3 separate regions of the Homo sapiens genome follow, and all the other regions are linked to region 3. Evidence: chromatin loops called from intact Hi-C (ENCODE). Cell type or tissue: OCI-LY7. All regions are shown on one strand.

Region 1 (8,000 bases), 220 kb after region 3:
CTGAGATCACGCCACTGTGCTCCAGCTTGGCAACAGAGTGAGACTCCGATCCAAAAAAAAAAAAAATTGTATTCACTGATACTCTAACGTCACAAAGCAGAATTCTGTGGCCAGGGAAAAAGCCAATTTTACATCTGAATCAGGAAATAAAATTCTGGAAGGACGATCTTCCCATAAATACATAAAGTCCAGGGAAAACTACAGTGAAAACAGAATTGTCAGGATCAACTGTGTGACTGATAAGGCAAATGGGGATAGGAAATGTCTGAGGCCAGGAGCTCTGCTCTCACTTTTCTCCTTTTTAGCACTGGCAGGGCCATGGGCTAATATATGTGCTGGCAAGTCTTCCAATGAGATCCGGACGTGTGACCGCCATGGCTGTGGACAGTACTCTGCTCAAAGGTATGAAGTTGCACAACCACCCACCCAACCCTTTGGTCCCTAACCTCTTTTCTTAGTGTCCTTGCCCAACGTTGGTTGCCTCAAGGGCTCACAGTTCTGACAGCATGAAAAACCAGAGATGTAACCAGTTACATCACTGTCTTTGGAGCAGCTTCCAAGAACTCTGCTTCAAGTATGAGCTATAAATTGGGATCAGAATGTGGAAGAAGGAAAAGATCAGGGAGCAAACACAATGTTTTCCTTCTGAATGTCTTCACACATTCACTTATCTCAACTGTTTTTTTCCAAAGGGTTATTAAACACAACTATCCCATTTTATAGAAGAGAAACTTTAACTGAGGTACCAAAGGGTTAAGGGACCTGCCAAGCACAGTTGGAGATGGTGAAGCCTGGACCTGAATTCAGGCTTTTGGTTCCTCTTCCCACCAAACCACGCGGTTACTGGCTCAGGCTCTGGATGTTGAATATTAGAGGCTGGCCCTAAGCAGGAGAGAAAGCACCACTATCTCTTCCAGAAAATGAGGGTCACACTTGTGAATTTTCAGTTATACCCAACATCACCTTGGGGTGCCACTTTCTAATGAAATAGCCATGTGTCCAGTCATATCACTGATCTCCATCCTAACTAGAGGGGAACTCTCACATATACAGATACTACTTACAAAGCAACCTCAAATACTGAAACAGGACTAAGAGAAGGGAAATATGGGAAACGTCCCTTGAATTGCCAAAATTCAGACTCAGCTTATACTGCAAAGTTTATGCACTTGATTGATACAGTAAATTCTTGGCTCTTGAGCTTGCTCAGTGTTGCTTTGTACATAATTGCAGCAATCCTGGTGAACCTGATCGTTCAGGTGACAGCCTATTAGAAGGTAGGGGAGGCTGGTGAGAGCAGGCATAGTGACAGCAGCGGGAAGCAAGAGCTGAGGGGTTGCTAAGACGAACTCAAGGCACGTCACAATCTAGAATAGTTTGATTTGGGCTCCATGCACTTTAATAAACCCAGGAGGTATCACTCATTGTATTAAAATACCATATACAGTAAGTGACGTTTACAATCACTTTTCTAGATCACTGCAAGAAAAATAAGACTAGGGTAACATGTGATACTTTTATGATAGGTTCCCATAAAAAGACAGCTGTTTTCAAAGTGGGCTTGAAGATGTCAAGATCTAGGTATCTAGAAAATGCACTTACATGGACTGCCTCATTCCCCCAACATGCCATAAAATAATAGTAGCTAATATTTGCTTAAGGCTTATTATGTACCAAGTACCATTTTAAATGCTTTCATCTTTATGATATGGTTATTAGCACCTGCGGGGAGGGAGGTTAAAATTGGGCTAAACAGAGTGAGGCATCCTGGGACATCCCAACATGTTCTGGCAGCTTCAAGCTTTGGTACCTCGTCTGCAAACAGTGGGCTAACACCATGTTCCCAGGCAGTAAAGCTCCCCTAAGGCAGTTCCTCAGTCTGTTCGTTCTTATTTACATCCTAGAAGTCAGAGGCCTCACCAGGGTGTGGACATCTTGTGCTCTGCTGGATCTACTGTGTACGCACCATTCACTGGAATGATTGTGGGCCAGGAGAAACCTTATCAAAACAAGAATGCTATCAATAATGGTGTTCGAATATCTGGAAGAGGTAAGAGAGGTGGAGTCTACACCTGGGGTGCCTCCTGGAGATGTTGATGCTCATTTATTTAATGCAGGTTCCATACGTAGAGATTTTGTACTTCTTTCAAAATGATAAAACCTGGAACAGAAAGAATATAGAGTGTACCCAAACTAGCTGATGCATTTTTTAAAAAACTTTTATTTTAGGTTCAGGGGTACATGTGCACATTTGTTATATAGGTAAACCACATGTCACAGACATTTGGTGTACAGATTATTTTGTCACCCAGGTAATAAGCATAGTACCCGATAGATATTTTTTTCTGATCCTCTCCCAGCTGAGGCACTTTCAAGGACGTTTCACCATTTTCTCTGAAAACTTCTGCTTCATGCACACACTTCACGAAACCCCACAGCTGATTGGAGGCATTCCTTCCTGTGGCCCATGTGGTTTTGCTTAACAATCTATAAACAAAGCCACTTTCAGCAATGCTAACCATAATGGATAGATACTTGCATTTACTCAAATCCCACAAATCATAAATGCTGGCACTTCTGCAAGAGTTGAATGTGAAATATTTTTGAAAGCTTCTAAGTTTTAGGTAAAGCTAGATCTCCTGGTACTCCAGGTATTGGTTTTGTTGTTTGGTTACTCCATCAAGGTATAAATACACACATAAAAGTGCACAACACATCCATGTATAGCTCCGTGAATTTCAAAAAGTGAACACACCTGTGTAATCAGCACCCAAATCAAGAAAAAGAACATCACCCACATCCCAGAGATCCCTTGTGCTACCACTTAGTCATTATTCCCAGCAAGATAATCACTATCTCAAGTTCTAACACCATGTATTAGTTCTTCCTGTTTCTAAAAATGGTATAAATAGAATTAAACAGCATGCACTCTTTGGGTCTTCTTTCATTCCACATCGTGATTATGCAGTTTATGTTTTTGTATCCACGTTCTTTCTGATGCATGATATTCCATTATATGCGTATACTTTCATCTATTTATCTATTCTTCCTCAGATGGACTTTTGGGCAGTTTCCAGTTTAAGATGATTATAAAATTGCTGCTACGAACTTCCTTATACCTTTTAATGAACATATATATGCATTCCTATTGGGAGTGAGTCCAGAGGAGACCCTCCTCACCAAGCCTGTGAGAGGCATCTTTTGAGCGAACCCACATCCTTGAGGAGCTACATAGTGGTTGTCCTCTGTAGGCCAATGTCACAAGGGAAACTTCTGCCATTGAACTGTGTCCTCTGTAGTGGCACTTAACAGTTAATGCCAAGGTCAGTGAGAGCAGAAGCAGTAATCAGATTCGTCTAAATCTCAGAGATTTGTGACACTGGCTAGTAATCATGGTGACTCAGGAACTGAATAGATGAGCAGCCAACTAAAGCCTTATTGGACTTGTATGAATGGAAATGCTCCAGGTCTGATGAACAAAATGCTGACTTCAGTCATCACAATAATGGGTCCCAATTCCCAATAAATTCCCAGGCTTGAATTGGTTCACAGTCCCAGAGCCTCTTGAACAAAAGGGAGGCTCAGTCCTTTTGCGTAAGGGTCCTGCTACGCAGCCAAACATTTATACTGTAAACCTTACTTCTAGCTGTCCCCAAAGGGACCTGCAACGGTTTAGCAGGATGACAGCACATTAGGGAAGAAATAATTAGGCTCTTCAGAGATTACTGGACACTTGCTCAAAACTGACACTAATTCCTGGAGATCTAAAAGGCCACTGTGGTTCACCAGTCAGACTAGGGGCTTAGAGTCAGGTGGTAAATATAGCTTTTCACTAGGGTCCATCTTACAGTGAGCCCAGTGCATCCTCCAATCTACCAAGAGGTTATTTCCCCAGTTCCAGAATGCATAATTGGAATTGACTTTCTTCTTCTTTCAGACTGCCTTGGCAATTCTTGGTTATTTGCATTTCCAAATAAATTACAGAATCTGTTTGCTAATTTCCACCAAAAATCCTGCTGGGGCTTTGACTGAATCTGCAGTAAATATACAGATCAAATTGAGAACTAATATTTTTAAAGTAGTGAGTCCTCCAATCAATGAACATATTATGTCCTCCACTTACTTAGGTCTTCCTTCACTGTTATATTAATGGTTGTTGTAGTTTTCAGTGTAGAGGTCTTGCACATCTTTTGTTTAATATTTATTCGTAAAACCTACCTGATGGAGTTTTAGCTCTTCTACAGCAGAACTATCCAATAGAAATATAACAGAAGTCATATATATAATTTTAAATTTTCGGCTGGGCACGGTGGCTCGTGCCTGTAATCCCAGCACTTTGGGAGGCCGAGGTGGATGGATCACGAGGTCAGGAGATCGAGACCATCCTGGCTAACACGGTGAAACCCCGTCTCTACTAAAAAATACAAAAAATTAGCCAGATGTGGTGGCGGGCGCCTGTAGTCCCTGCTACTCAGGAGGCTGAGGCAGGAGAATGGCGTGAACCCGGGAGGCGGAGCCTGCAGTGAGCCGAGATCGCGCCACTGCACTCCAGCCTGGGTGACACAGCAAGACTCCGTCTCAAAAAAATAATAATAATAATTATTATTATTATTATTTTAAATTTTCTAGTAGCCATGTTGAAGTAAAAAAACATGGTATTTTAGTATTTTATTTAACTCAATATTTTCAAAGTATTATATCAATATGTAATACAAAAATTATTGAGATATTTTACATTTTTAAATACTAAGTCTTCAAAATCCACTGTGTATTTTACCATTAAAGCACATCTCAATTCATATTAACTACCTTTCAAGTGCTGCATAACCACATGTGGCTAGTGGCTACCATATTGGACAGCATAATTTTACAGCCTTATTTTTATGCTCACTTGACCGGTTTGCAGTGCCACTAGTGTATCAAAGTCTCCTATTATTGGTGGGTTTCTATCTATGTTTCCTGGCATCTCTTGTAGTGTCTGCTTTATATAGATGACTTGTGCTATTTAGTGCATGGATAGTTGTAACTGTTATATCTTCATTGTGACTTGTGGCATTTACCCTCTTACATTATCTTCGTCTTGTTTCAATGCCTTTTGGCCTGATTTCCACTCTTCTGGTAACAGGACAATAGCCCTTGCTTTCTTATTGCTTGGCAAATCTTTGTCCATGTGCTTGGCAAATCTTTGTCCAGCTCTTCACTTTCAGCCTTTTCAATCGCTGTGTTTTATTCCATACAGCATTCAATTGGGGTTTGCTTTTCAACCCAATGGGACATCTTTTAATAGGCAAGATAAGGCCATTCACATTTATAGACATGACTCCTGTATTTGTACCCAACACCATTTTATTGTATAATTATTATATTGTACTCTATTTCTCTACTTGGGTCTTTGCCTTTTTAATTCTTTTGATATTTAGCAAAGTTTGTATTTTTGTTCCAGTTATTTCTATTTTTCTTTATCTCTAAAGTCCAATCATTCTATCAGAATATGTTTTGGAGTTGACATTGTTCAGGGCTCACCTTTTCTAACTAGCTAGTATTTTCCTGCTATTATTCTTCAATGCCTTTATTAGCGTTTCATTTGAATCTATTCTTCCTTTGGCATCTTGTAATTTAGTCTTCCTTTTTAATATCATTTTGTCATTTTCATCTATTCCTCTCCTGAGTTCATTCAACATTCTTTTTTTTATTTTTTGTCCATTTGTTATTTTTTTAATTTCAGATTCAAGATTACTGAAGCCCAGATAAATAATTATACTTATTTTCTTTTAGGTTTTTGTGTCAAAATGTTCTACATTAAGCCAATTAAGTATAAAGGTCCTATTAAGAAGGGAGAAAAACTTGGAACTCTATTGCCCTTGCAGAAAGTTTATCCTGGCATACAATCGCATGTGCACATTGAAAACTGTGACTCGAGTGACCCTACTGCATACCTGTAAATCGAAGGCCAATGGTCAGATCTTCAAAATAAAAAGTCATCTTAAAAACCTGGATGCATACCCTTCTCTTCAAGAAATTTGTGTTCACAAAGGAAAAATGCATGAAGGGATGGATACCCCATTTTCCATGACATGATTATTACACATTGCATGCCTGTATCAAAACATCTCACGTACCTCATAAACAAATACACCTATGTACCCACAAAAATTTTTTAATTAAAAAAAGGAAATTTGAGTTTAAATAGAAACATGATAAATGCAAGAAAGAAAACATTTTGATTTTAACTCATTGTCACTCTGATGTTCATGTGAACTGGTTGCTTCGGGCTCTTTGATCTGTCACCTATGGAATCTGAGTGGTTTTATTTTTTAGATTTCTCAGTCCCGAAGATCTAAGATAAATAAACAAGAGAACTTACGCTGGGCCAGGCTGCATTTTTGACACCTCTAAAACTAGCAACCTTTCTGCTTGAAAATAAGAAAAAGCCTGAAAGTGTTTCTATGGTACAAGAACAGTGAGTGGTTTATAATGCTAGATTTAGTATACATTTAATACATATTCAATGAATAAGTTGAGTTTAGGTAGTAGACTCTCAGCAATATCCTTAGGTTTATCATATTGGTTGGAGAGAGAGCTGCTTTCATGGATAATAAAGGATTTGCTGGTATTTCCATCCACTCACCCACATGATTATGAATGATGGCAGTCCAAGAAAACATATCCCAAGAAAACAGTGAGGCTGCACTACAGGAAGGACTAGAGTGAGAATGAGGCCTACCTTTATCTGAAGTGTCTCATGGAATTGGGCCTGTCAACTTCATCTAGCCATATGCATATTACAGCTACTTATTTCTACACATCATTGTATTATATCTATGTTATTCTGTCTTAGTTATATTGACAACAGGTACTATGAGGAAACAAGACCATACAAATGTCCAAAGGACCAGAAATAATTCTGGCTCCTTAGAGTTTAGCCAGTTGGTAAGAAATGAATACATTGAACTAATCATTCTGGAAACTTCATGAATTTCTGCTTAAATTTGTTCGGAATGCAGAAAATGCCAGCAGAATGATTATATTCTTATGTGTAGATTGTTAGAGGAAAACATAATTAACTGAAGTTTATTGTTAGAGAAATGGCTGCATTTGTGTATCAGGGCATATGTATGAGAATGTTCATGATATCACTATTTTTCATAGCAAAACCTTCAGTGACCTAAATGCCCATCAACAGTGAAATCCAATAAATAATCTCAAAGTTATAGAATGTAATAGTCAACAGCAGTCACAATAAATGAACTTCAGCTAAACATAATGACCTGAATGAATCATGGCAATATAATTTTAAGTTTTAAAAAGTCCAGAAGATTACATAATGGATGATAATTCTTTTTATAACATTAAAACAGTTAAAATACAATTTCCTTTTTATATAACAAAATCATATACGAAGGCGAGCAAGAAAATAATGAACTCTAGTTAACTCATAACTAGATAGAGAGAACCACACAGAAAGATATAAGTTACTATCAGTGCTGTAGTTTTGCAGTTGGGAGGTGATTTCATGGGTATTTATTATTATGAATAACATGTCACAGAAGCAACAGGACTTGCAGTGGGTGGCCAGGAAGAAAGAGTTATCATGATGACTCTCAGGTAATTGAGAATCTATGTCACACATTTAGCACCTTCTTATATCTATTAGGTTGGTGCAAAAGTAATCACGGTTTTTGCTATTACTTTCAATGGCAAACTATATCTAGCACTGTCTGATTTGAATATGCATCTCCTTGGTACCAAATAACTTTAGGTTGTTTCCAGAAATTTGGCTTTCAAAAAATAAATGCTGTACACCACTGAGGACACACAAAAAGGAAATAGCACATCAGCTCTTAAAGGCAATTTTAAAAGAAACTCTGAAATATTTGCACAATAAAATATAAGCTTAGTTTTCCAAATAATCATCCTTCTGATTATTTAGGAGGCAAAACACAGGTGGATATGGATATTGTTTTAAAAACCAGACTCATGACCTGGAATGGAGAAATTCC
Region 2 (8,000 bases), 290 kb after region 3:
GAGAAAGGAGAACTAATATTTATTGTTTACTCTGTACCAGGCAGTCCTCTAAGCCTATTTTGTAGAATATCTGGTTGGATCCTCACAACAACCCCATGAGATATTTATATAATTGTTGTATGTAATTTTTCCCACTGCACAAATGAGATAAGTAGGCCCAACGAGGTTGCATAACTTGGCCAGAAGCACGTTGCTCACAAGCAGTGAAGTTGCTACCCTCTCCAGGTTGCCAGGCCCCAGGCAGAGTTGTTTCCAGCAGATTCCAGATCAAAGCACACACTGCAGGCCAAGATGTGGCCAGCCATAAAGCTAGCTTGCCCATCTATCCATCCATCCCTCCCTCTTTACATCCACCCAGTTTGAAGCAGGAAGATGCTGTGATGTTCAAACCTCACAATTCCTCTCCTCCCATTGTCACATTGTCACTCTGCTTCATTGACCCCAGACCAAGACCTCCCTTTCTCTGCAAAGGAAGGCCTCAGCAGAAACTCAAAGAGGACCTAAAGGTCTTCATTCTTTATTTTTATCACTTTAAAAACATGGCTTTAGCTAGGCACAGTGGCTCATGCCTAAAATCCCAGCACTTTGGGAGGCTGACGCAGGCTGATCACTTGAGCCCAGGAATTTGAGATCAGCCTGGTCAATATGGTGAAACCCAGTCTCTATGAAAAATACAAAACTTAGCTGGGTATGGTGACATGCAACTGTAGTCCCAGCTACTCGGAGTCTGAGATGGGAGGATCACTTGAGCCTAGGAGGTCGAGGGTGCAGTAAGCCATGATTGCACCGCTACACTCCAGCCTGGGCAACAGAGCAAGATCCTGTCTTAAAAAAAAACAAACAACAACAACAGCAGCAACAACAACAACAGCAAACAGATGGCTTCATTGAGATACGCTTCATATACCACATGCAATACAATTCATCCATTTGAAGCGTATAATTCAATATATTTTAGTACATTGGCAGGTTGCACAACCCTCACTTTTTAAACTGTGTCATATTATCTGTAAATAGAGGTAACTGACTTCTTTTTTTCCAACTTGGATGCCTTTTCTTTCACTTCCTTGGCTAATTTCTGGCTAGAACTTCCAATACAATGTTGAATAGAAGTGGTGAGAGTACACATTCTTGTTTTGTTCCTGATTTTAGTGGGAAAGGATCCAGTCATTCACGATTAAATATTAATATGATGTGAGCTGTGGACTTTTCATAAATGCTCAGTATCAGGCTGAGAAAATTCCCTTTTATTCTCAGTCTGTTGAGCACTTTTATCATGAATGAGATTGGACTGTGTCTGATGTATTTTCTGCACTTATTGGTATAGAGGTTATTGATACAGAAGTTAATTCTTGGCTTTAGAGTTTCCAGTGGTAACCTTCCTAGCCCTGGGATAGAAAGTAACTCCTTGGACTATGGAAGAGAAGTCCGAGAGGAGAGGATGATGGCAGACACTATTGAGTTCCCTGGAGAAGAGCTCTCTGCCTGGCCCCCAGCAGAGCCTCGGGGTAGAGGGCAGAACTCCTGGGGAGGGTAGAAAACCAAGAGTGAAGGGCACATGAGCTGTATCCCCTGAATGGCCTGGGAGATGACACGAAAAGAGAATGCCTCTTGCCACCACACCTAAGGTGTGGTATAGGGAGGACCACCCACTGGCCCTAGGAAGCTGGGCTTGATGCAGCCCCCTGAATAGTTTCAACGGAGAAACCAAAGATTTTCACACAGGGCAGAGAGGGGCACTGATGTGTCTTGGAGGATGGTAAGGCTGGAGAGGCCTTGGGATGGGCACATATGTCAGGCTCGGACCACGGGACAGGGACCAAATGGGACTGAAGATGCTTATACAGAAGCCACCCTGGAGGGAAAGCCATGCCCAGGACTAGCCAGGAAGAACACCAGGGTAGGACAGAGCACCTCCCAGGACCCTGAAGCCTCTCCCTAAATCCCAAACCTCCCAGATCTAAAGTCAACCCCAGGGGAAGGTGGAGAAGGAAAAAATCTTGAACTGGGCATTTAACTTGGAATTTCGAAGTTTTACCCTGAAATGGCAAAATTATTTTTTTCTGTCATCAGCTTGAAAAAAATCTCAATTTAGTTAATAAAAAATAAAGAAACTTTCATTTATTTGCTGCAGACCTGAGGATGTGATTTAATCACTCAACAGACACTAATAAGTGCACAGTGAGGAGCACGCACTGGACTCAGCGTGCGGTGAGGAAGGCGCTACCGCTGTCCTCAGGATCCACGGGTGCAGGAGCGGGGAAAAACCTGGTCGGTGCTGAGAGGAGACTGGAGGCACGGGGACGTGTTACTTGAGACTGGAGGGAGTGGCTGAGCCCAGAGCTCACTGGCCCCTCCCCATCCTCAGACAGAGGAGTGAAGCAACGTTTCTCTGGGTGGTTTCTGGCTCCCTGGTGCTCATGGTCAGGACTTCTCAGCTGGACCAAACATTTCTTGGAAAGCTCTTTGATGCCAGCCTAGCAGAGTGGGCATTGGGGATCAGAACCTTGGAGGGCTTGAATCAGTGACTCATGAGGCATCCCAGGCATCAGAAGGGCCACGTCAGTGTCTGCACCATCCTAGCCCACGCTTGCTAATTGATGTCCACTTGGAGGTCCAAAGGCCAAACATCTGCAGCTCTCAGGGCTTCACATGCAGAGATGAGGCCCAGGGAACACTGTAGTCATCCTGTGTTCACCTCCTGGAAACAGCAAACAACCCAGACTCAGAGAAGAAGGCAGGCAAAGAACAGAAACCAGAAAAATCACACCAGGCCACCCCTTCCTCTAACCCCTATGTTTTGCACTTTACAGTTTACAAAAACACTTTTGCACTTGATTCTTGTGGAAGCTGTGCAAAGTAGGTAAGGGAGACCAGTGTGGCCATTTTACAGATGGCTCAGGGGGCACTGCTGCCTGCAAGAGCACAGGGGGCACTGCTGCCTGCAAGAGCACAGGTGGCTGATGGCCTGCGTGAAACTGGAACCCAAGGGGAAGGCCTCCCTAATGTGAAGTTCTTGCCACCACAGAGAAGGAAAAGGGCAACGCCAAGGGAGATGGTGAGACCCAGGAAACAGGAAAAGAAGTGTCACGGGGCCCAGGTGTTCTCACCACAGGGCCAAGATCGTGCACTCCCAGACGCGGATTCCTGCGGAGGGTTTAGTTGACCTCTACTGCCACCAAGTGGTGGTTCTGCAGGGTATCAGCCTTTGGGCGAGGGATATGTATATACACACATATATATGTGTGTGTGTGTATATGTACACACACACACACACACATATGTATTTTTTCCCCTGTAGGGCAGCAGTTCTCAAAGAGGACCCACGAGGTCAAAACCACTTTCATAGAACACTAAGATGTTATCTGCTCTTTTCAATCTTATGTTCTCACAAGCATACGGTGGAGTTTCCCAAAGGCTATAATGCAAGTGATAACCCATAGACTAAAAGCAAAAGCAGACAGAGGAACACAATTGCCCTCTGTTTAAGCCAGACTTCGCCGCAAAAACGGAAAACGCAAGTCTTCTCGTTAATTATATTGGTTTAGAAAGAATCGTTATTTTCATAGAATGTTATTTATGTTAAAATGTCATGGGTTTATTATTATACCTAAATGGATAAATATTTTTGAAATTCTGTTTGAATTTCCAGTAATTGTTGGTAAATATATAAGCAGTTGTTCTTCGAGGTCCTTAATAATTTTCAGGAGTGAAAGGGGCTGCTGTTGAGGACTGCTGCTGTATGGTAATGATTTTTGTTCTTCTTTTCATCTTTCCTGGTAAGGCAAATTGGCCAACCCTGAAGCCCCCCAACTCCAAGGCACAGACACCAAAACTGGTGCTTGGCTTGGAATTCTGTTTTGTTTTCATCCTTCTTAAAAATAGGATTCCATTTGTTTAAAGACTTTCCTGACCATGACAACAGAAATTAATGCCTGATACTAAGCTCCCTGAGGGCAGGGTCCCTGCCATTGTCACCCAATGCCTGTAACAGCACTGGCCACAGTCAGACTACACACACACACACACACTCTCTCTCTCTCTCTCTCTCTCTCTCTCACACACACACACACACACACACACATATATATATTTTATATATATATATATATATATATATATATATATATATATATATATATATTTGGTTAAATAGAACCATAATGTGTTGATGGAGGAAGACTCACAAGCTGTTGGCCCAACTATTCCACAAGATTGCCCTCTCCAGAAAAATCTAAGAGGAAGCAGATCCATTGCTGGCTGACCCCTCCCAGATCTGGCTACCTCATGAGATTTGTTTGGGCTGGAGCTGAGTTTCTTCAATAAAGCCGAGTTTCATTCATTGCAGCCCAGGTGCTCCTGAGTGGGAGTGAAGGTGCAGAAGATGTGCTGAGGCATTGTCTGCCCAGCATGGAGGAGGGCGGGGGGAGGGGGTGTGGCAGGGGCTGTTACTCAGAGCTGGGCTGAGGCTGGGCAGCGAGGAAGAGCCAGCCCGCAGCCTGGAAAACAAGTATCCAGCAGGGAGCCCTAGCTCTGCAATAAGGTGTGCTTTTATTTTAAGAAATTATAAAAACAATATATGTGTGCTGTAAAAAAATTAAAACATTACAATAATCACCATCATCAAATCACCATCATTATAGTGATGTACAAAGAAATCACCAACATCAAATTCGGAACTGAAAGCCTTCTCCCAATCCCACATCCCAGAAATAGCCACTATTAAATTTGGTGTGTATCCTTCAAGGGTTTTTCAATGCCCATATAATTACCCATATACGATATATATTTTAAAATGAAAATGAATAACATCATATATGTTATTCTGCCCCTCCATTTCTGCACTTACAATGTTGCTGACATATTTCCATGACAATATATGTGAGATCTATCTCATTCTTTTTAGTGGCTGTTTGTTCAACCCCCTCTTCTATTGATAGGCATTTAGAAACTTTCTGAATTTTCATTATTACAAACAATTCTCAATTAACATGGTCATGCTTGCATTTTTGCCCATTAATTTATGCTTCCTTTATTCTAAACCCTGTTCATTCTTGCTGCTATGCTGAATCTAAGGATTGGGAAGACTCAGCCCTGGCTCTGAAGGGGGGCACAGGCCAGTGAGAAAGAGAGGGTGCACAGACATGACTGTAGCACAGGGAGGGACACAGTGCCAGAGGGGTCACGTTGGTGGAAGGACCATGGATGCTGCTGGAGGGGAGAGAGAGAGAGAAGCAAGGAAGCCCTAACATCTAAGGGCTTAAAGCATCTGAGCTGGGTCGAAAACAGGGAGCATTCCTGTTCCTGGTGATGCTGGGGGTAAGAGTGTCCTGTAGGTTAAAGAAAAGCATAGAGGCAGGGAAGCCTGGAGGGTGTTGGGCACACAGCAGCTGGCCCAGCAGGCTTGTGGGATCACTTGGGAACCCTTTCAGCAACATTTAAATGCCCATTGTATGCCTGGCACTGGATGGGATGGGGGAAATGATGAGAGCACAGGGAACCTGGACCAGAGCAATGGGAGGTGGGTCCAGAAGGGCAGTTCTGATGTGGTTGATGGGAGGCCTTCAATAGCAGTTTCAGACGCCATACTTATGTGTCCCAACAACTTTGTCTTTTTTACACCGTAAAATAGCCATCATCATGGCTGCTGGCGATGTACCCTGGGCTGGACAGCAGGGAAGTGTAGCCTCAGGAAGATTATCAAATGGGATTGGTGGTAAAGTCCTGAGCTGGGGCTCAGGTATGTTGGAGCCTCAGTTCCTTCATCTGTGAACTGGATCAGCAATGCTTCTCTCTGCATGCCTCCTTCTACCATCAAGAGGTGCCATGATGATTAATAGAAACTAGGAAAAGCTCAGACACCTGAAGAAGGTGGTTGTTGCATCTCAGCCTCATCAGGAGCACCCAGTAGAAGACCCCAGTTGGCCTTGTGGACACAGCACCACTTCTAAACAAACTGTGCAAGCATGCCTCGCACCGGGAAATGGTCCAGTTGAGGCAGACTTAAGAAACACATTCTAGGATGTGTTAGAGCAGAGACTTCAGGTCTACCCAGGGATGAACCAGGTGCCAGAAGCATCTCTTCACTCGCATCCTCCGTGCCCACCCAGACCCAGTGATACTGGGGCAGACAGGCAGGCTGGTCTCTCCCATCAATAGAGCCTCTCCAATGCACCAGAATGACATGCCACTGGAGTCCCTCATGGCTGTCCCCACCACCTAGGTCAGCATCTGCTCAGCAAATGTTTGATGACTGAACAAATGAATGAATGTCCCACTGCTGGAGGGTGGGCAGCTTGAACAGTAACTTGCAGAGATACCCAGGGGACCCTGCAGTCCCAGGGGCTGTGAAGGAGAAATATTGAGGAGGGCATGCTGAGGGTTTTATTTCAAGCATGGAACCCTCCGCTCCAGTAACAGGTTTCACACCGAAGAGACGGAACACTTTCAACTCTTTTGCACCATAGAATTGCTTTGGTCTTCGGTCTATTAAGACAGAGATTTTTCAGAGACATGGCCCAAATCACTCAAAGGCAGGGGGTGGTTGGGGAACAGCGTAGTGGAGAAACCAAGGAAGACCTTTTCAAGAGAAAGAAAAAAGAACAAATTTGAGGACATTTCCTTCACTGGGATTTAAGCCAGGGATGGCAAATAGATTCATTTTGTATGACAGTTCTGCACGGCTGGTGGTGGCTGCCACGGCACTGTGCTGAGAAAGACTCTGAGGCGCCACTCAGCTCATCAAGAAAGGGCTCTATGATTGACTAGGAATGCTTGTTGTGGGCACAGAATTGGAAGAGGCTGCAGGGACACAAGCCACATAACAGCAAAATAGCAATGGCCTCCCCACGCGGCTCTAGTAAGGAATAAAATTTAGAACAATGAAGTCACTCTGGAAGCCAGACTGTGGATCAAGTGTTTTGTTTTGTTTTGTTCTCCATGTAAAAATAAGGCCCAGAGAGTGCCCACCCCAACCAAGCCCAGGGCCAAACTCTCTGAAGCAAGTCACCAACGTGTGCCACTGCTCAGGGTGGGAGAACCCCTAGAAGGTTTCTGTCCCTCATCACCCTGTTCAACCACTACGCCCTCTGCTGCCGACCTTAGGCATCTGGGAAAAAAGAAGCCAGGCTGCCCCGGCTCAGTTTCTCTCCTCACCTGTGTGGAGGGGTTTTCCCTCTGGGCCTGCAACACCCACAGAGGCCTGAACAGAGAGAGAGGAATGACAGTGGCCAGGTGCCTCTTGGAAGCTAGGCAGAGGCATCTGACAGAGAAACAATGTGAAGAGGTTTTTAATGCTTTTATTTTGAAACTTAGAGCCAACTCCAGCTCTTCCATGAATTCACAGTGAGTTTACAATGGCCATGGGGGGAGGGTCTATTTTACTCCAGTTTTGTTTTGTTCTGTTCGTTTGTTTGTTACCAGGTGCAGGTCCAAAGCTGGAATAGTTGGTGATCAGTTGACCAATGGTCAGTTGAATCCCTCCAAGGCAGAAGCTCCGCTGCCCCAGCCGGGGTGGGGATGAGAATGCTTGTAATTGTGAAGGAAGGAAGAGGTTCTGAGGACAGCCTGCCTGGCTGAAAGCCCACCTGGTGGAGAGTCTTTCTCTTCAGTAAATTCACATCATGGGTTCTGCAGACACTTTTAGCATTGACCTGTTAATGGGATGAGACCCTGGGAAAAAGGAGGAAAGACAAGAACATCTTCTAACGGGAGTCTTGAAATCTTGGATCTTGGGGTCAAACAACCCATTTGGAGACTGGGTTTGTGAAGCAGTAAGAGGCAAAGTACAGACTGGCAGAGGCTCTCAGGGTTGCCGGGGCTATTTGAAAATGTTCAGCAAAGGTATCATAAGAGCACTATGTCTTCTTTCCTTGAAAATCAGTTTTCCTGAAACCGAAAGTAGGCTAGTGAGACCTGCAGCATGCATGTCAGGACCGAGGGCAGACCAGCACTATTCCAGGGAGCTCTGGGGGCTGGTCTTGGACAGGTAGGGATGGCAG
Region 3 (8,000 bases):
TGAAACAGAAGATATGGGGTTCAGAGGGGAGCCCATCTGAGTAAGGACTTTATCCAGCCACTGAAGAGGCCCATGAAGATGAATCTCAATCCAACATGGGGTGCTGGTTACATCCTGCCGGTGATATTCTGCTCCCCAACCCTATGAAAATGAACAGATATCATCACAAATCCCTCTTTAAACTGTCAACCACTCTAAACCAATTTTACCATAAGAAAAAGATAGCTTTTAACAGTAGAGATATGTAGAAGTTACATAAAGAGAATAACTATCACAAAACCAGTCTTAGTATTCACCATGAAATTAAAAGACAACAGCTACATTATTTAAAGATTCATGAATTCTAAAATAATATATAATTCCCTTAAAAGAAACCCTTAGAGCCAGTTATAGTTCATAATTTTTTTTAATCTTAGAAAGGTAACACAGTACAGTATCTCATAATTAAAACAAATATTTCTGATCTGAGATACATTCTCCCTTAATGGGATAAATGCAAAATAGAAAATCACCACTAGAACACCACAGTAATAATTACTGTAGACAAGATATATTGAAGAATGCAAAAATTGTGGGTAAAATATAAAGGAGAAACAGTGTATTTACATAGCCCCAAAGAATCTGCCTGCAAATATTTATAAATACCATTTTCTCTTAATTTCTTTGTAAGACTTAATGACTATTTAAAGGAAAAATTTTAACTGTATTATAAGATATAATGTGCAGATGTAAAATTTATGAATAGCACAAAGAATAAAAGAAGGTAATTAAAACTCTTCAACAGCAAGGTTTTCATATTTTACATTCTAAAAATAGTACAATATTAACTCTAGGTAGATTGGGGTATGTTAAAGATAACGTGGTAATTCCTGGAGAAACCACTAAAAAATGTAAAGAGATGTCACTTAAATACTAATAAAGGAATCATATATAAAAAATCAAAATCAAAATCATAAATAGCCTCATGTAAGATCATGTCACATGTCAGAGTTTCTTTTTTTTTTTTTTTTTTTTTTTTTTGTGAGACAGAGTTTCTCTCTTGTTGCCCAGGCTGGAATGCAATGGCGCAATCTTGGCTAACTGCAACCTCCGCCTCCCAGGTTCAAACAATTCTCCTGTCTCAGCCTCCCTAGTAGCTGGGATTACAGGCACCCACCACCATGCCCGGCTAATTTTTGTATTTTTTAGTAGAGACAGGGTTTCACCATGTTGGCTAGGCTGGTCTCGAACTCCTGATCTCAGGTGATCCACCTGCCTTGGCCTCCCAAAGTGCTGGGATTACAGGTGTGAGCCACCTCACCCGGCCCAGGTTTTTTTTTTTAACGAAAAATTTTTTATTTTCAAGTTGTTTGAATATCAGATAAGGCATTGTAGATATTGATCAATACATGCATGTATAATTTAATGTGGCAGTCACATAGTGATTATCCTTTAAGGTTGGAAATTACTGGGATGAACTGAGCTGAAATCTTTAGCCTAAAACTGCAGATAAAAATTGAAATAGAAATTTTTCACTTTTATTTTCCTGGATTTATCAGGTTCTCTGGTTTACTGCTTATGGTAGTCTTGGCCCAGGAAAACTGGGTTGGGGAGGGAGGGCGGTCAGGGGAGTGAAGAACATTGGGGAGTGGAGATTAAAATAAATATGCAAAAGTCACATTACTGTACAAGAAGGCAGAAATACCTTCAGGGTAACCAGTAAACTGATGTATACAATAGATCTACAGCAAAGTATCATGAAAACACTGGACTGGGGCTGAATACCAAAAAGAAAAAAACCCATGCACAGCGTGTGACAGGTGCTCTTCTTGTGCTAAATTCTTAAGAACCATGTAGATACAGTACAGATTGCTTAAATATGTAGATACAGTACAGATTGCTTAAATACATGACTAAAATTCTTTTCAGATTTTAAGCACAAATCTTTGGAATGTCAATACAGTCAGGTGAAGAGAGTAGATGAAAAACTTGAAAAGTTCCTTTGAACTTTGCAAATCCTTAATATTAAGGTTGGTGGAAAAGTAATTGTGGCTTCTGCCATTACTTTTAATAACAGTACTTAGCTAGGAATGAAATAATTTTAGTATTCTAAAGAATTCTGCCAAGTCACCCTAATGAAATCTAGTAATAATAATCAAAACTGTTGAAGTTAAGAGACTCAAATAGCAATTTTAATATTAAATGCTGATATGATTTGGCTGTGTCCTCACCCAAATCTCATCTTAAATTGTAGCTCCCATAATTCCCACATGTTGTGGAAAGGACCCAGTGGGAGATAACTGAATCATGGGGGCAGTTTCCCCCATACTGTTCTCACAGTAGTGAATAAAGTCTCATAAGATCCGATAGTTTTATAAGGGGTTTCCCCTTTCATTTGGCTCTCATTCTCTCTTGCCTGCCGCCATGTAAGATATGACTTTGCTCCTCCTTCACCTTCCGCCATGATTGTGAGGCTTCCCCAGCCACGTGGAACTGTGAGTTCATTAAACCTCTTTTTCTTCATAAATTACCCAGTCTTGAGTATGTCTATTAGCAGCATGAAAATGGACTAATACAAATGCTTTCTAGAAATTTAGTCTTTTAACTAAAATTCCTTATAATCTCAGCCCCTATTCAATATCAAAATCAATATCAATCATGCATTTTATAATGTCTAGATTACAAAATGAAATCTTAGATCTATTATGTAGTTAAAATTACAAATTCAATAATTTTATTTAAAAACCTGTTAAATCAGGCCAAAAGCAATTATCAACTTTCATTTAACAATTTTTAAAAATTATAACCTAAAGTCATAATATACACATTTATAGTGACTCAAATTATGTTAGAGGTCACAACTCACCTTGACAAAACTCATCCGAATGGTACACATTTTGGTGAGCTCATATACTGCCTCAAACCCATGGTTGACAGATTGAGCCAGAAGCTGAGCAAACTCCTGATTGTTAAAAATTTTGAGGCTGCAGCTGCTGGGAATCTTACAGACAGTGGTGGGATGAAAGCCATGATGAAAGTTGCAGTTCCTACTCTGTACAAATATGCTGCTGTCACTGAGGCATTCCGCATACACCTCTCCACCAACATAGTACAGATGAACACCTTAAAAAGACAAACATCACAAGAGTCAGCTAAAAGAATCATTACAATGAAACCAAATAGACTGTATGGTGCAACAAAAGTACCCATTAATCCACAGCAAACTTCCAGCAGTCTTTAGACAGAAGTTACCACTAGATGGCCTTCTGCTGCCAAAGATAATCAAGAGGTTAATGTCTGCCTGCATCTACAAGAGAAGCCTCAAATAGGCAGCAGATTAAGTTATCCATTTTTAGGTTGTTCTCTTTTTCCTTTCCCAACAATCATTTATCATCTCTATGAGAGAAAGAGAGGGCTAAAAAAAAAAAACCCCAAATCATCTTTTGATGAGTCCTTTCAAATAAATCCTCAGTGCTATCAACTATCATAAACAGTCATTTGACAGACTTTTGCACTCTTTGTGCTAACAAAGAGGACAGCAACACTAAAAAAAAACCAAAGTTACATATATAATTTCAGGTCATAAGAAGAGCTTTGAAATGGCAGATTTATCTTACTTAAAATTTTTTTATATTTAAAAATATATATGTTCCTTTGCAAGATGTGAGGGCAAAAAAAATAAAAATTTTAAAAATATATAAATATGTGGAAATAGTTTTAACATTAAATATTCAAATTATATAACTAAAGCTAGTCACCTAGTATTTTCCCAACATATCCCTCCACCACCCCAAAACTAACCCATGAAAGAAAAGGTCCTAGAACTATATGCTGGGGAAAAAGAAAAAACTGATTCTAGAATTTCAAAATTCACAAAATAGATTTCCCTTAAATTACTTCTACTGTGATGGAAGAAAAAAAAAATCAATGCCTAGAAGTGAGGCACTTCACTGAAAAAACTAAGGCAAGTTGGCAGTAAACTCAAGACAATGAAAACTTTGTTTCGTAACTTATTTTTGGCCGCAGGATTTTTTTGAATCACTTCTATAAGAAATCCTATCACAATTATATTTATTTACCTTTTATTCCTATTTTGGACCAAGATGCCCTCAAGTTAAAGAAGCAAAATGCAGCAAGGGGTAAAAACAAAACTTCTCAAGAAACAGGCAATACACTTTACCTGGGATGGGTTTCCTTCCTGATCACTTGATGCATGAGACTTTGACATTTTATTGCAGTATGAAAAGGGCCCGGTTTGTTATGGCAACTATCTGCAGGATGAATTATTAATAAAACCTTATTGCCTAAATTTAAAAGATGGGAGCAGTGGTGGTGAAGCCACTGGAGTATCATTCACACTAGATTTCCCATTTCTAATTCCGCTCCTCTCACATCATGGTAACACTTACAAGTCATCTCAACCCAAAATACTCCACAAATACCTTAATTATAAAATTCTAATCCTTCACCAGCATTCATACACAATATTCCATAAATATGTGTTGTGTATTTACAATGAGGCACTCTTCTAGCTACTGGGGATACTGCTGTGAACAAAGCAAGTTCCTGTACAGCTTATGTTCCAGTCAGGGTAACACTCAAAAAACAAAGTGGTAGTATGATTTCAGATCCTTAGCACTGGGAAGAAACACTAAGCAGGACAAAAAAATGAGGGAACATCATGTCTTTATTTGATTAATACATTCTTCAATATCGGCAACTTAAGGCAGAGGCCACGTGTCAAACTTCTTTGTATGTTTCTAGCACCTTTCACAATGCATGGTTCATGGCAAGTACAACAAATGATTGAATTCGATTAAATGTAGGAAAATGACAAGATTACCTTTTCCAATATGTCGCCTAGTGTTTTCAATTGTCGAATTACGATTAACATTTGACAACAAACCCAAGCAGAATCTACTTTTGTTATTTGAAGGATCTGTGAATCCATCTACTAACACACTAGTAGAAGATGCATGAAAAGCTTCTCCAACACGATTGTTTAATTCATAGTAGACTATTGAACACCAATGTTTAGGCTCTTCATAGGCAACAGGCTGAACATCTGTGAACAAACCAGACACAGAAAGAGTTTAATACATATCAGAAACTCAGATTGTCCATGTGTTTATCTTTTAACCCAACCCAAGTATTACATGAAAAAGAAAATTTTCAGATATTTCACAAGTCTCACTGTCCTTCCTAGCTGTGAATCTATATCCGAAAACAAGCACTAGAAATCAGCTTGAATATGACAATTTAAAAAGTTATAGAAATACCAGGATCGGCAATAGTCGTAGCTTGCTCAGGCTATAAAATACCGTAAGGCTGAGTGGCTTAAACAACAGAAATTTATTTCTCACAGGTCTGGGGGCTGGGAAGTCCAAGATCAAGGTGCCAGAAGATTTGGTAACTAGTGAGGACCTGCTTCCTGGCTTGCAGACAGCTGCTTTCTCACTGTGTGCTCATATGGCCCCTCCTCAGTGCATGCTCTTAGAGAAAGATCTGTTTCTTTTCCTCTTCTTATAAGGGAACTAATCTCATTATGACAATCCCACTCTCAAGCCTAATTATTTCCATCTTCAAATACCATCACACTGGTAGTTAGGACTTCAACATATGAATTTTAGGGAGATTCAATATGGTCCATTAGCATTCCACCCCAGCAACCCAAAATTCACATCATTCTTACATGTAAAATACACACATATATTCTATCCCAACAGCCCCTGAAGTCTTAACTCATTTCCACATCAACTCTAATGTTGTAAACCCAGTATCATCCAAATATCATCTACATATGACATACGAGACTTGAGGCAAAATTCCTTTCCAGCTGTAAACCTATGAAACCAGGTAAGTTACGTGCTTATGGTGGGACAGACACAGGATAGACGTTCCCATTCCAAAATGGAAAAACAAAAAATAAGGGAGTGATGATGGGTCAAGGAAGCTGAAAACCTAGCAAAGCAAATTGCATTAGGCCTTAAGGCTGGAGAATAAACCTCTTTGGTTTGATGTTCTACCCTCCCAACCCTCTGGGTGGAGTGAGGAGGTGCCCAGGCCTTGGTTCAAAACATGAATTTTGGGACGACACAATTCAGAACATAGCAGCAACAACACATTTTTAATTGTTTTTCTAACATAAACTAATTCAGGTTTAAATTTGAGACAAAAAATTCTTTTTCAGAGACCTGAAGGATTTAACTATAATCAGTATCTGTAAAATTATTTTAAACAAAAAAGTTAAACTAAAAAACTAAGTGAGACTCAGCAAATTAGGAATAGAGGGGAACTTCCTCAGCTTGATACGGAACATCTACAGCTAACATCATACTTAATGGTAGGAAACTAGAAGGTTTTCTGCTAAGATCAAAAACAAAGCAAAGATGCCTCCTCTCCCACTTTTCAACATCATACTGGAAGTCCTTGCTAATGCCATAAATAAATAAAAGGTACACAGATAGGAAAGGAGGAAATTGTCTTTGTTTGCAAATTACATGATTGTCTATGTAAAAATAAGAAAGAACTGACCAAAAAATTCCTGGAACTAGTAAGCATTATAGCAAGGTTGCAGGATACAAGGTTAATAAGCAAAAGTTGATTGCTCTCCTATACAGCAACAATAAACAAATGAAATTTAAAATAAAAAAATTATAATTTACATTAGTATCCCCAAAATTAAATACTTAGGCACAAATATAAAAAAATAGGAACATGCTCTATGAGGAAGACTACAAAACTCTGATGAAAGAAATCAAAGAACTAAATAAATGGAGAAATACTGCACATTCAAGAATAAGACTCAATATCGTCAAGATAGCAGTGTTTCCCAGCTTAATCTATAGAGTAATAATGCCAATCAAAATCCCTGCAAGCTATTTTTTGGATATAGACAAAATGATTCTGTACTTTATATGGGGAGGTAAAAGCCTCAAAATAGCCAACACAATATCAAAGGAGAAGAATGAAGTCGGAGGACTGACACTACTTCACTTTAAGACTTACTATAAAGATACAGTAATCAAGATCATGATAAAATAAAAGAACAGACAAACAGATCAAAGGAGCAGAATAGAGTTTAGAAATAGACCCAAGTAAATACAGTCAACTGGTATTTGACAAAGGAGCAAAGACAATACAATGGAAGAAAAAAAAATCTTTTCAAAAAATGATACAGGAAACAACTGGACAGCTACATCAAAAAAGTAAATCTAGACTAGACCTTACACTCTTCACAAAATTGACCCAAGATGGATTACAGACCTAAATGTAAAATGCAAAACTATAAAACTCCTAGAAAATAATACAGGAGAAAATCTAGATGACTTCTGGTATGATGATGCCTTTTTTTAGGTACAATTCATGGAAGAAATAATTGATAAGCTGGCCTTCATTAAAATTTAAAACTTTTGCTCTGAGAAAGACATTGTCTAGAGAATGAGGAGACAAGCCACAGATTAGGAAAAAAAAAATCTGAAAAAGTTCTATCTGATAAAAGACTATAATTCAAAATATACAAAGAACTCAAAAACAATCTGATTAAAGTATGGCAAAAGATATGAGTAGGGAGCCCACCACAGACTCACAGATTGGTCAAGTAAGCATGTGAAAAGATGTTCAACATGTTATGTCATTAAGGAATTGCAAATTAAAACAACTATGAGATACTACTACACACCTATTAGAATGGCCAAAATCCAAAACAATGACAACATCAAATGTTGGTAAGGATGAGGAGCATCAGGAATTCTCATTCATAGTTGGGAATGCAAAATGATACAGCCATTTTAGAAGGCACTTTGGCCGTTTCTTACAAACCTAAACATACTCCTACCATAAAATTTGGCAATCATGCTTCTTATTCAAATGAGATGAAAACTATATCCACATAAAAAATCTGCACATGAATGTTTATACCAGCTTTACTCATAATTGCTCAAACTTAGAAGCAACCAAAAGGTTCTTCAGCAGGTGAACAGATAAACAAACTGTGGTACAACCAAGACAATGAAATAGTA

What was found. A loop is a pair of places that touch in the nucleus more often than their neighbours do. Peaks named below come from ENCODE experiments on the same cell type or tissue, not always from the same donor. Only the 100,000 strongest peaks of a DNase experiment are listed, where the experiment ranks them.
Region 1: a loop joins it to region 3, with 9 times the contacts of the local background. A loop is called at or near these places in 70 of 110 quality-filtered maps.
Region 2: it touches region 3 in a loop (7-fold over the local background); 19 of 110 quality-filtered maps call a loop at or near these places.

The regions. Positions count from the first base shown.
Region 1 is chr5:135,945,273-135,953,272 of GRCh38, reverse strand. LECT2 (leukocyte cell derived chemotaxin 2) reads left to right here. Exons shown (of 4, transcript NM_002302.3): 2 at 306-402; 3 at 1,905-2,050; 4 at 5,776-6,369. The coding sequence ends at 5,942. Among named protein-coding and RNA genes, the nearest start is that of LECT2, 5.7 kb to the left of the region's middle. In OCI-LY7, a CTCF peak has its summit at 7,915; no DNase peak of the experiment used is centred here.
Region 2 is chr5:135,882,733-135,890,732 of GRCh38, reverse strand. SLC25A48 (solute carrier family 25 member 48) reads right to left here. Exons shown (of 8, transcript NM_001349336.2): 8 at 2,096-2,701. It overlaps LOC124901074 (a long non-coding RNA gene), which reads right to left and starts at 277. Exons shown (of 3, transcript XR_007058947.1): 1 at 1-277. In OCI-LY7, CTCF peaks have their summits at 2,986, 3,188 (motif pointing left), 6,900 and 7,107 (motif pointing left); a DNase peak (open chromatin) is centred at 3,152.
Region 3 is chr5:136,169,478-136,177,477 of GRCh38, reverse strand. It overlaps SMAD5 (SMAD family member 5), which reads right to left. Exons shown (of 8, transcript NM_005903.7): 6 at 4,823-5,044; 7 at 2,846-3,102; 8 at 1-141. Among named protein-coding and RNA genes, the nearest start is that of SMIM32, 20 kb to the left of the region's middle. In OCI-LY7, CTCF peaks have their summits at 3,008, 3,217 (motif pointing right) and 6,032; a DNase peak (open chromatin) is centred at 3,257; H3K27ac peaks cover 284 bases.